Regions from separate parts of the Homo sapiens genome. Here region 2 is linked to region 1. Evidence: read pairs that join two places in POLR2A ChIA-PET (ENCODE). Cell type or tissue: OCI-LY7. All regions are shown on one strand.

Evidence for each region. Peaks named below come from ENCODE experiments on the same cell type or tissue, not always from the same donor. Only the 100,000 strongest peaks of a DNase experiment are listed, where the experiment ranks them.
Region 2: POLR2A ChIA-PET joins it to region 1 with 5 read pairs; 2 of 35 experiments call an interaction of 5 or more read pairs at or near these places.

Annotation. Positions count from the first base shown.
Region 1 is chr7:2,924,506-2,929,505 of GRCh38, forward strand. CARD11 (caspase recruitment domain family member 11) reads right to left here. Exons shown (of 25, transcript NM_032415.7): 13 at 4,093-4,193; 14 at 2,234-2,286. Among named protein-coding and RNA genes, the nearest start is that of CARD11-AS1, 17 kb to the right of the region's middle. In OCI-LY7, no CTCF peak of the experiment used is centred here; a DNase peak (open chromatin) is centred at 2,776.
Region 2 is chr7:2,849,036-2,854,035 of GRCh38, forward strand. No RefSeq gene overlaps it. Among named protein-coding and RNA genes, the nearest start is that of GNA12, 7.2 kb to the left of the region's middle. RefSeq lists a silencer at 2,604-2,723. In OCI-LY7, no CTCF peak of the experiment used is centred here; no DNase peak of the experiment used is centred here.

The DNA.
Region 1 (5,000 bases):
GATGGGTCTCTGAGGTTCCCTGGCACAGATGGCTGAGTCCTGCATTGAATGTCTCCAACACAGATGTTCTCCAGCCTCCAGGAGCTTCCTCTTAGTGGGAAGCTTTATCAGGTATCTGGTTTTTAAGATTTTTTTTTTTTGAGAGAGGGTCTTGTTCTGTTGCCCAGGCTGCAGTGTGATGGTGTAATCATAGCTCACTGCAGCTTCAACCTCCTGGGCTCAAGTGATCCTCCTGCCTCAGCCTCTGGAGTAGCTGGGACTACAGGTGTGCACCACCATGTCTGGATAATTAAAAAAAAATTTTTTTTTATAGAGACGGGGTCTCACTATGCTGTCCAGGCTGGTTTTTAATTTCTGGGCTCAAGCCATCCTCCTCTCTTGGCTTTCCAAGGAGCTGGGACTACAGGCATATGCCACCATGCCTGGCTAATTAATTATTTTTTTGTAGAGACAGGGTCTTGCTATGTCACCCCTCCTGGCCTCCAGTGATCCACCAGCCTTGGCCTCTCAGAACGCTGGTATTACAGGCGTGAGGCACCGCGGCTGGCTTCATTCTGTTCTTGAATTGGGCCCCCACATTTTCATTTTGGGACCCTAAGGCCTCACCATCATCCATCAGCTTCCCGGCCCGCAGGGGCCTGAAGCAGGGCAGGAAGAGGAGGGTCTGGCCCCGATAGGAGCCCCTCCCTATCTTCTCACCCCAGGTGGACCCAGAACACCTGGAGGAAAGACACCCACTGCCCAGAGCTCTGGGTGGCTGGGATGGAGAGAACTACAAATCTGCTCGGGGCTGATAACAAAGGCTTCTCTGCAAATGGAATTTTTCCCGACACTGCAAAATACTTTGGACGGTTGCCCGGGATTCTCTCCCCTTTCCAAAACTCTTTCAATTCTTCTCATTACCCAGCCTCGATTAGGGGCTAACCTCTCTTTAACACTTGGTAGCGCTGATGCTTCCCCATTAAGGAGGACCACTCATCTTTCGTTTCATCGGTTGGCAGCCTTAGCTGGCAAAGGCTGGGGGAGCCCTGGAAGAGAGGGGGCTGGCAGGGCACACCTGGAGGACTCTGAGCCACAGTCTCCCCTGCTGCCAGCTCTGTCGGGGCCAGGGGATGCTGCCACCCTCCCTCGGTGCTGAGACAGGCTTGAAGGTGGTGATCCTGCAAGCCCGCCTTCACCCTCCCTACTTCTCCCCATCCTGCCTTGCCCCTCCAATGTCGACCTGTTCCCCTGGCCTTGCCCTTCCAATGTCGGCCTCTCTCCCCACAGCCTTGCACCTCCAAGGTCGGCCTCTCTCCCTGGCCTTGCCTTCCAATGTCGGCCTCTCTCCCCACAGCCTTGCACCTCCAATGTTGGCCTCTCCCTTCAGACTTGTACCTCCAAGGTCGGCCTCTCTTCCTGGCCTTGCCCTTCCAATGTTGGCCTCTCTCCCCACAGCCTTGTACCTCCAAGGTCGGCCTCTCTCCCTGGCCTTGCCCTTCCAATGCTGGCCTCTCCCCACAGCCTTGCACCTCCAATGTTGGCCTCTCCCCACAGTCTTGCACCTCCAATGTTGGCCTCTCCCCACAGCCTTGCACCTCCAATGTTGGCCTCTCCCCACAGCCTTGCACCTCCAATGTTGGCCTCTCCCCACAGTCTTGCACCTCCAATGTTGGCCTCTCCCCTCAGCCTTGCACCTCCAATTTCGGCCTCTCCCCCTGGCCTTGCCCCTCCAATGTCGGCCTCTCCATCTGCATTCTGTATTCCTTTTGCAGAGGCTGGTTAACAGCTCAACACATGAATTTCGCATGAGAACTCCCTGCTCCCAGCCCACTCTCTGCCCTCCTGTTCTTTCCTGTCTCTGAGGCTCCTGTCTTTATCTATAAAATGAGGGTAACAATAGCATTTCTGAGAGCGGCTGTTGAGATTAAACTGGATCAGGTATGCAGGTCGAGCCCCTCCATGGTGCCTGGCTAGAGTATGTGAGAGCTACGCTTTTTAAAAGCCCAGACCTAGCTCGCACCCTCTGCACAGCAGCCGGATGGGCCCCCATTACCTACAAGACAAAGAACAAGCTCACAGGGCATCTCTCAGCCATGGGCAAGCCCAATGGGGGACAGAGGCTTATCTTTTGTGTTCAAGAGCGACTCTGAGTCCATTCCACATAGTAGGTCTTAAGGACCTGTGACCCTCCACCTGTGACCCTCTGTGACCCGTCCTACCCAGGACCCTCCCGGATCTGAGAGGCACGTACCATCCAGATCTAAGGCGTCAAACCCGCCGCTGTCATTGTCTTCTTCGACTGTGCTGCAAGACACAAGGGAGGTGGGGGAAAGCATGCATGTGAGTGTGTGTGTGTGTGCACACGCAGGCAAGGGAGAGAGAAGCTTCTGGAAGGTTCCAGGCTTCCGAGTGGCCTTGCTTCTGAGAGGGCAGTGTGGGTGGAGGAGGTTGGGACAAGGAAGGGTGGAGTAGGCAGGAGGCTCCCTGGAAGGGTGGGTGGCCTGGAGGTCTTGGAGATTGCCTCCTCCAGCAGGGGAGGAGGAAAGCCAGGGCAGGTGAACAGAGGCCCTGCCGGCCCCACCTGCTGTTCACGTCTCTCTCACTCTTCTCCGACATGGTACAGGACAGAGATCCATCTGCCCTGTGTGATGGGTTTGGGAGCTGAGCGCCCTTCAGCCGGAGTGGACACAGCAAGCTTGCTGTGCTCTGGAGTTCTCAATTGTCTGCATGTGGTTTTTGCAATAGTGCTTCAAGGTGCAGGTGCTTTCATGCAGACGCCACATGTGGCTTCTGAAAGCTGCTTTCAACACCTGCCCCCGGCTGGCCAGAGGGTGCCCCCGCAACACAGCTGCTGGTGGAGGGGCTGGTGTGGGTCTGATTTTTTTTTTTTTTTAATTTTTGAGATGGAGTTTTGCTCCTGTCACCCAGGCTGAAGTGCAATGGTGCGATCTTGGCTCACTGCAACCTCTGCCTCCCGGGTTCAAGCGATTCTCCTGCCTCAGCCTCCCCAGTAGCTAGGATTACAGGTGCATGCCACCATGCCCAGCTATTTTTATTTTTTATTTTTTTAATTTTTAGTAGAGATGGGGTTTTGCCATGTTGGCCAGTCTGGTCTTGAACTCCTGACCTCAGGTGATCCACCCGCCTCAGCCTCCCAAAGTGTTGGGATTACAGGCGTAAGCCACTGTGCCCGGCCTAGTGCAGGTCTTTGCTGCTGATCTCTGGAGCCAGCCAGGGAAGGCCATGCTAAGAGGCCCAAACCCAGGCCCCAGTGGGACCGGGGGTGTGGATCCAGCCTCCAAGGCCACTGCTTGCTCTCTGCCCTTCTGGAAACCGCCCAACAACCTCTGACTTTGTAGGTGACGTGCCAAACCCTGGCAGGCTGGAAACACCCGTTGCCCAGGCATACTTCTACTGTGGTTCTCTTTGTGAGGACACTAATGGTTTTTAGGAAGTAAGGAAGGTGGGAGAGGAGATTGGAGAAGCCATTCATGAGTTTCTTTTTTTTTTTTTTTTGAGATGGAGTCTCGCTCTGTCACCCAGGCTGGAGTGCAGGGGCATGATCTCGGCTCACTGCAACCTCCACCTGCCGGATTCAAGCGATTCTCCTGCCTCAGCCTCCCGAGTAGCTGGGATTACAGGCACATGCCACCACACCCAGCTAATTTTTTGTAATTTTACCAGAGATGGGGTTTCACCATATTGGTCAGGCTGGTCTCGAACTCCTGACCTCAGGTGATCCACCCGCCTCGGCCTCCCAAAGTGCTGGGATTACAGGTGTGAGCCACCATGCCCAGCTGTGAGTTTCTTATTCTTTGGCAGAAAAAGCCAAGCCCTGGGGCTGTGGGGCCCGGGAACCTGATTTCTGGGCAGCATGGAGCCACGGGTCATAGGTTTTGTCCTTGGACAGGCAGCTGGGTGAACCCAGGGAGGCCGCTTCCCTCCTCTGAGCCTCAGCCTCCTCATCTGTACAATGAGCAGTACCCTGCCTTTCAGGGTTGCTTCGAGGACAGCTGGGTCAGCAAGCGTGGACTGGCCCAGAGACGGGGTAAGGAGGCTTGGCATGGTGGCACGGGGCAAAAGCCCAGTCCTCCCTCACCTGCCACCCACCTGCGATGGGGCGCGTCCTCCTTGTAGCGTCTGACGATGGAGTCGTTTCCCGGGGGCTCGGCGGTGATTGACATGATGCTGCTGCGGCTCCGGGGGGGCTGCTTCAGACACAGACACACACACGTTACGGGTGCATAAATATTACACACGCAGGGACTCAATTCAATGCAAAATCGTGCCCGCCTCCTACTCAGGCGGCATGGAGGCAGCGAGCCGGCTATCAGCGGCGACCTTGGCTGGAGGAGGCTTGTGCTGAGCCCGGAGCGGCCGCAGCCGCCGAGCTTGAAGCACATCTGCTCGCACATCTGCTCACAGGGAGGACGCAGGCGGGAGCCGGCCGGCTGGGGGACTGGGGCGCTGCCTCGCCATGGTGCACAGGCTGAGCTCAAGGCCCCCGGGCTGCACCTGCTGTGGGCACCTGCTCTAAACATGGTGAACAGTGTGGGCCTGGGGCGTGGGGAGGGCAGTGGTGCCCCGGACGGCACAGCTGCTGGAGGGCAACCTTTGAAACCAGGCCTGCTGGCTCCTGGCCAGAGCCGCTCTTAATAAGAGCCTGGGATTCTGCCACCCAGGGCAGCCATCAGACAGGAATCATTCATTATCAAATATCTGCCTCCCCCAGGGCCTGATTTTGGAAGCTGAGCTGACAAGCTTCCCAGGGCTTCCCCTTGGGGTTAGAATCTCTAATCTTGGGCCTTCTGCTGCCTGTCAGGGGGTGGGCAGTGCTGGATGCAGTGGCTGGGACCCTGCCCGGCTCTGCCCGGGTAGGGGTTCTGGGCTGGGGATGGGGCCCCAAGCCTCAGCTCTGCGGCGGCTCCAGCTGCTCACAGCTCCCTGCCCTGCCTGCCGCCCGTTCCCCAGGCTGCGGGAGTTGCCAGGGGCTGAGAAGTTGCGGCAGAATTTTCACG
Region 2 (5,000 bases), 75 kb before region 1:
AAACCTTCATGTGACACGGTAAGCTCACCTGAAATCTCTAGGAAAGGAAGCAGCCACAGGGACTCTCACTCTCCAGTGGGCCAGCAGTGAGGGGATCAGGAACTCAGAGGCCTGGTATAGGGCCCAAGACGCTGGGATTCCCAATAGGAACAGGATCCCCTTAGGTCCCATGCATGCAGTCTCCTTTTGAGGTCCTAGTAGGGCCTTTCTGGCCTGGGGAGAATGTGGGTGATATGGTTTGGCTGTGTCCCCACCCAAATCTCATCTTTAATTGTAGCTCCCATAATTCCCTCATGTTGTGGGAGGGACCCATGAGAGATAATTGAATCATGGGGTGATTTCCCCCATGATTCCCCCAGACTGTTCTTGTGGTAGTGAATAAGTCTCACGAGATCTGATGGTTTTATAAGGGGAGACCCCTTTCACTTGGCTGTCATTCTTCTGTTATCTGCCGCCATGTAAGAAGTGCCTTTCACCTTCCACCATGATTGTGAGGCCTCCCCAGCAACATAGAACTGTGAGTCCATTAAACCTCTTTCTTTTGTAAATTGCCCAGTCTCAGGTATGCCTTTATCAGCAGCGTGAAAACGAACTAGTACAGTCTGAGAGCTCTGTGGGGTGAGAGGACTGGGAGATTTCCCCCATCCCTGAACATGGGAGCTGCCAACAACTTCAGCTCTGAGACCTCTTCCCTTCCTCCTGGTGCTCATCACAGGAGTGGCATCCTGCCTGTTACCTTACCTTTCTCCACTGCATAGGAGACCCTAAAGGCTCCCCCTGAAAGCCAAAGAGCTATGAGTGAGAATAAGAAAATGTCAATAGACTTAAGGGGACCGAGGTGCCAGAGAGAAGAAGAAAAAGTAGGATATCTCACATAATGGTAAATGAATGAATGGAAACTTTATATCGCCATCATTGTCACCACCATCACTATCACCATTGTCACATCACTGTCACCATCACCATCGTGATCATCATAATCATCATCACCACCATCACTATCACCAACACCAGCACCATCATCATCATCACCACCACCATCACTGTCACCATCATCACCACCATCACTATCAGCATCATCACCATCACCATCATCACCACCACCACCATCATCATCACCACCTTCGCTATCACCATCACTATAATTACCACCATCACTATCACTATCACCATCATCACCACCACCACCATCATCACCACCATCACTATCGCCACCACCATAATCACCACCATCACTATCAGCATCATCACCATCACCATCATTGCCACCATCACTATCACCATCACCATCATCGTCACCATCACTGTCACCATCACCATCAGATCATCATAATCATCATCACCACCATCACTATCACCAACACCAACACCATCATCATCATCACCACCATCACTGTCACCATCATCACCACCATCACTATCACCAATACCAACACCATCATCACGACCATCACTATCAGCATCATCACCATCACCATCATCACCACCACCATCACCACCATCACTATCATCATCACTATAATCACCACCATCACTATCACCATCACATCATAACCACCACCACCACCACCATCACTATCACTATCACCCTATCACCACCATCATTATCACCATCACCATCACCATCACCATCATTATCACCATCACCATCATCACCATCACTATCACCATCACCACCACCATCAACATCACCACCATCACTATCACCACCATCACTATCATCACCACCATCACCATCATCATATCACCACCATCACTATCAGCATCACTATCACCATCTTCATCATCACCACCATCACTATCACCATGGTTCCACCTTAGAAGAATTGTCAATGGCATAAAAAGACATTGTATTTGGCTGGGGACAGTGGCTCATGCCTGTAATCCCAGCATTTTGGGAGGCTGAGGCAGGTGAATCACCTGAGGTCAGGAGTTCAAGACCAGCCAGGTCAACATGGTGAAACCTTCTCTCTACTAAAAATACAAAAATTAGCCGGGTGTGGTGGTGCACGCCTGTAATCACTGCTACTCATGAGGCTGAGGCAGGAGAATTGCTTGAACCCAGGAGATGGAGGTTGCAGTGAGCCAAGATCATGCCACTGCACTCCAACCTGGGTGACACAGTGAGAATCTGTCTCAAAAAAAAAAAAAAGAAAAAAAAGAAAAGAAAAAGAAAGAAAAGAAAAGACATTGTACAACAACAGCAAATCATAATTTTAAAAAATTAATGGAAGAGGGAATGGTAAACATTGATAACAAAACAAGAGACCTAGAAGATTAAAAAAAAAAAAAATCTCAAAACCCAGAGAACAAGTATAAAGAGATGGGAATTATAAGAGGAAGGGCAGGACAGTTAGAGGAGAGATCCAGGAGTTCTAATATGTGAACTGTGAGTTCCAAGAGGAAGGGGAAAGAGATGGAGAGGAGGAAATATTTAAAGAAATAATAGATTCCCTTTTCTGACAGTATAGTGAGCAAAACACTCAGATCAACCCTCCTGCAGCAACAATTTAAAATGCTGTACAAACCACACAGAAGGTTTTTTTTTTTGTTTTTTTTTTTAAGTGTTACTGAGCTGAGTAAGAAAGCCTCAGAGGCTAAAATCAAAGTGAAAGCAGAAATTCAGAGTTAAACTGACACACTGTGAGGCCTCTAGCTGCCTCAGGGGCATCTGCAGAACCCTTGTAAATCTGACCTTCTGGCCGGCACAGTGGCTCACACCTGTAATCCCAGCATTTTGGGAGGTTGAGGTGGGTGGATACCTGAGGTCAGAAGTTCGAGACCAGCCTGACCAATATAGTGAAACCCTCTCTAATAAAAATACAAAAATTAGCCAGGTGTGGTGGCACATGCCTGTAATCCCAGCTACTCAGGAGGCTGAGGCAGGAGAATCACTTGAACCTGGGAGGCAGATATTGCAGTGAGCCGAGATCGCACCGCTGCACTCCAGCCTGGGTAGCAAAGTGAGACTCCATCTCAAAAAATAAACAAAAAATAAAAATAAACAAAGACCAGCTATATGCTTATAAGAGACACACCACACTTTGGGAGGATGAGGTGGGCGGATCACAAGGTCACGAGATAGAGACCATCCTGGCCAACATGGTGAAACCCCATCTCTACTAAAAATATTTTTAAAAAATGAGCTGGGCGTGGTGGTGCGTGCCTGTAATCCCAGCTACTCAAGAGGCTGAGGCAGGAGAATAGCCTGAACCAGGGAGTTGGAGGTTGCAGTGAGCCGAGATTGTGCCACTGCACTCCAGCCTGGTGACACAGTGGGACTCTGTCTAAAAAAAATAATAATAATAAAATAAATAAATAAAATAAATAAAAAAAGAGACACACCCATTAAGGACCCAGAAAAGATCAAAGATCAAAGTAAAAGAATGGAGAAAGATTTACCACGCAAGTATTAACCATAATAAGTATAGCATATCAATATTAATAGAAGGCAAAATAGATTTTAAGCCTAAAAGAATTAGAATTACTAGTGATAGAGAGGGTCATATATGCAATAAAAGCAAGGTATAACCATTCTAAACTTGTATGCACCTAATAATATAGCCTCAAATATTTAAGGCCAGGCTGGCTGCAGTGGCTTATGCCTATAATCCTAGCATTTTGGGAGGCCAAGGCAGGAAGATTGCTTGAGTTCAGGAGTTCCAGACCAGCCCAGGTAATATAGTGACACCCTGTCTCTACAAAAATTTAAAAAATTAGCCAAGCATAGTGGTACATGGCTATTTCCCAGTTACTTGGGTGGCTGAAGGGGCATGATCACTTGAACTGGAGAGGCTGAGGCTGCAGTGAGCCATGATTGTGCTGCTGCGCTCCAGTATGGGAGACAGAGCAAGACCCTGTCTGAAAAAAAAAAAAAAAAAATAAAGGCTCAAAACTAAGAGAACATAAAGGAGAAACTGAGGAATCCATCCTCACTGCTGGGTGTGAGTGTGGGTTAAGTATATCTCTTCTAGTAATTAATAGTTCAAACAGCTGAAAAATACAATTGTAGCAGTCTAATATATGAGTAGTCTCCAAATGAACCACTTCTCCAGGTATCCATTCCCTTGTGTAACCCCTCCACTTAAATCTGGATTGGGCTGGAACTTATTTTGACAAATAGAATGTGGCAGACGCAATATTCTACCAGTTCCAAGTCTAAGCCTTAAGAAAGCCTGATAGCTTTGTTTTTGTGTTTCTGGAGCCCTGTGAGTCATGTAGGAAGTCCAGCTACTCTTTTGGAGAGACCCATGGGAGAGGTAAAGGGCCTGAGAGTACGTGGGGAGGAAGAGAGTCCTACTCATCCCAAGGTCCCAGCTGAGCCAAGCCTTCAGTCAATCTGCTAGCAGAATACAGTCGTAGGAAATATTAGCCTGCCTGCCCAGCTGAGTCCAGCCCAGGGTGCAGATTCATGACAAAATAGTGTTTTAAGCCACTAAAATCTGTAGTGGTTAGTTATGCACCAACAGATCACTGAAGCAACAGTGAACAAGTTTGGCCTAATAAATACATTTCGAACTGTGTGTCTTCTATGGTTTGGCTGCATCCCCACCCAAATCTCACCTTGAATTGTAGCTCCCATAATTCCCACATGTTGTGGGAGGGACTTGGTGGGAGGTAATTGAATCATGGGGCGGGTCTTTCCCGTGCTGATAGTGAACAAGTCTCATGAGATCTGATGGTTTATGAAGGGGAGTTCCCTCCACAAGTTCTTCTTGCCTGCCACCATGTAAGACATCCCTTACTCTCTCACCATGATTGTGAGGCCTCCCCAGCCATGTGGAACTGTCAGTCAATTGAACCTCTTTCCTTTATAAATTACCTGGTCTTGGGTATGTCTTTTTTTTTTTTTTTTTCTGAGACAGAGTCTTGCTCTGTCAACCAGGCTGGAGTGCAGTGGCACAATCTCGGCTCGCTGCAACCTCCGCCTCCTGGGTTCAAGCAATTCTCCTGCCTCAGCCTCCTGAGTAGCTGGGATTACAGGTGCACACCACCGTGCC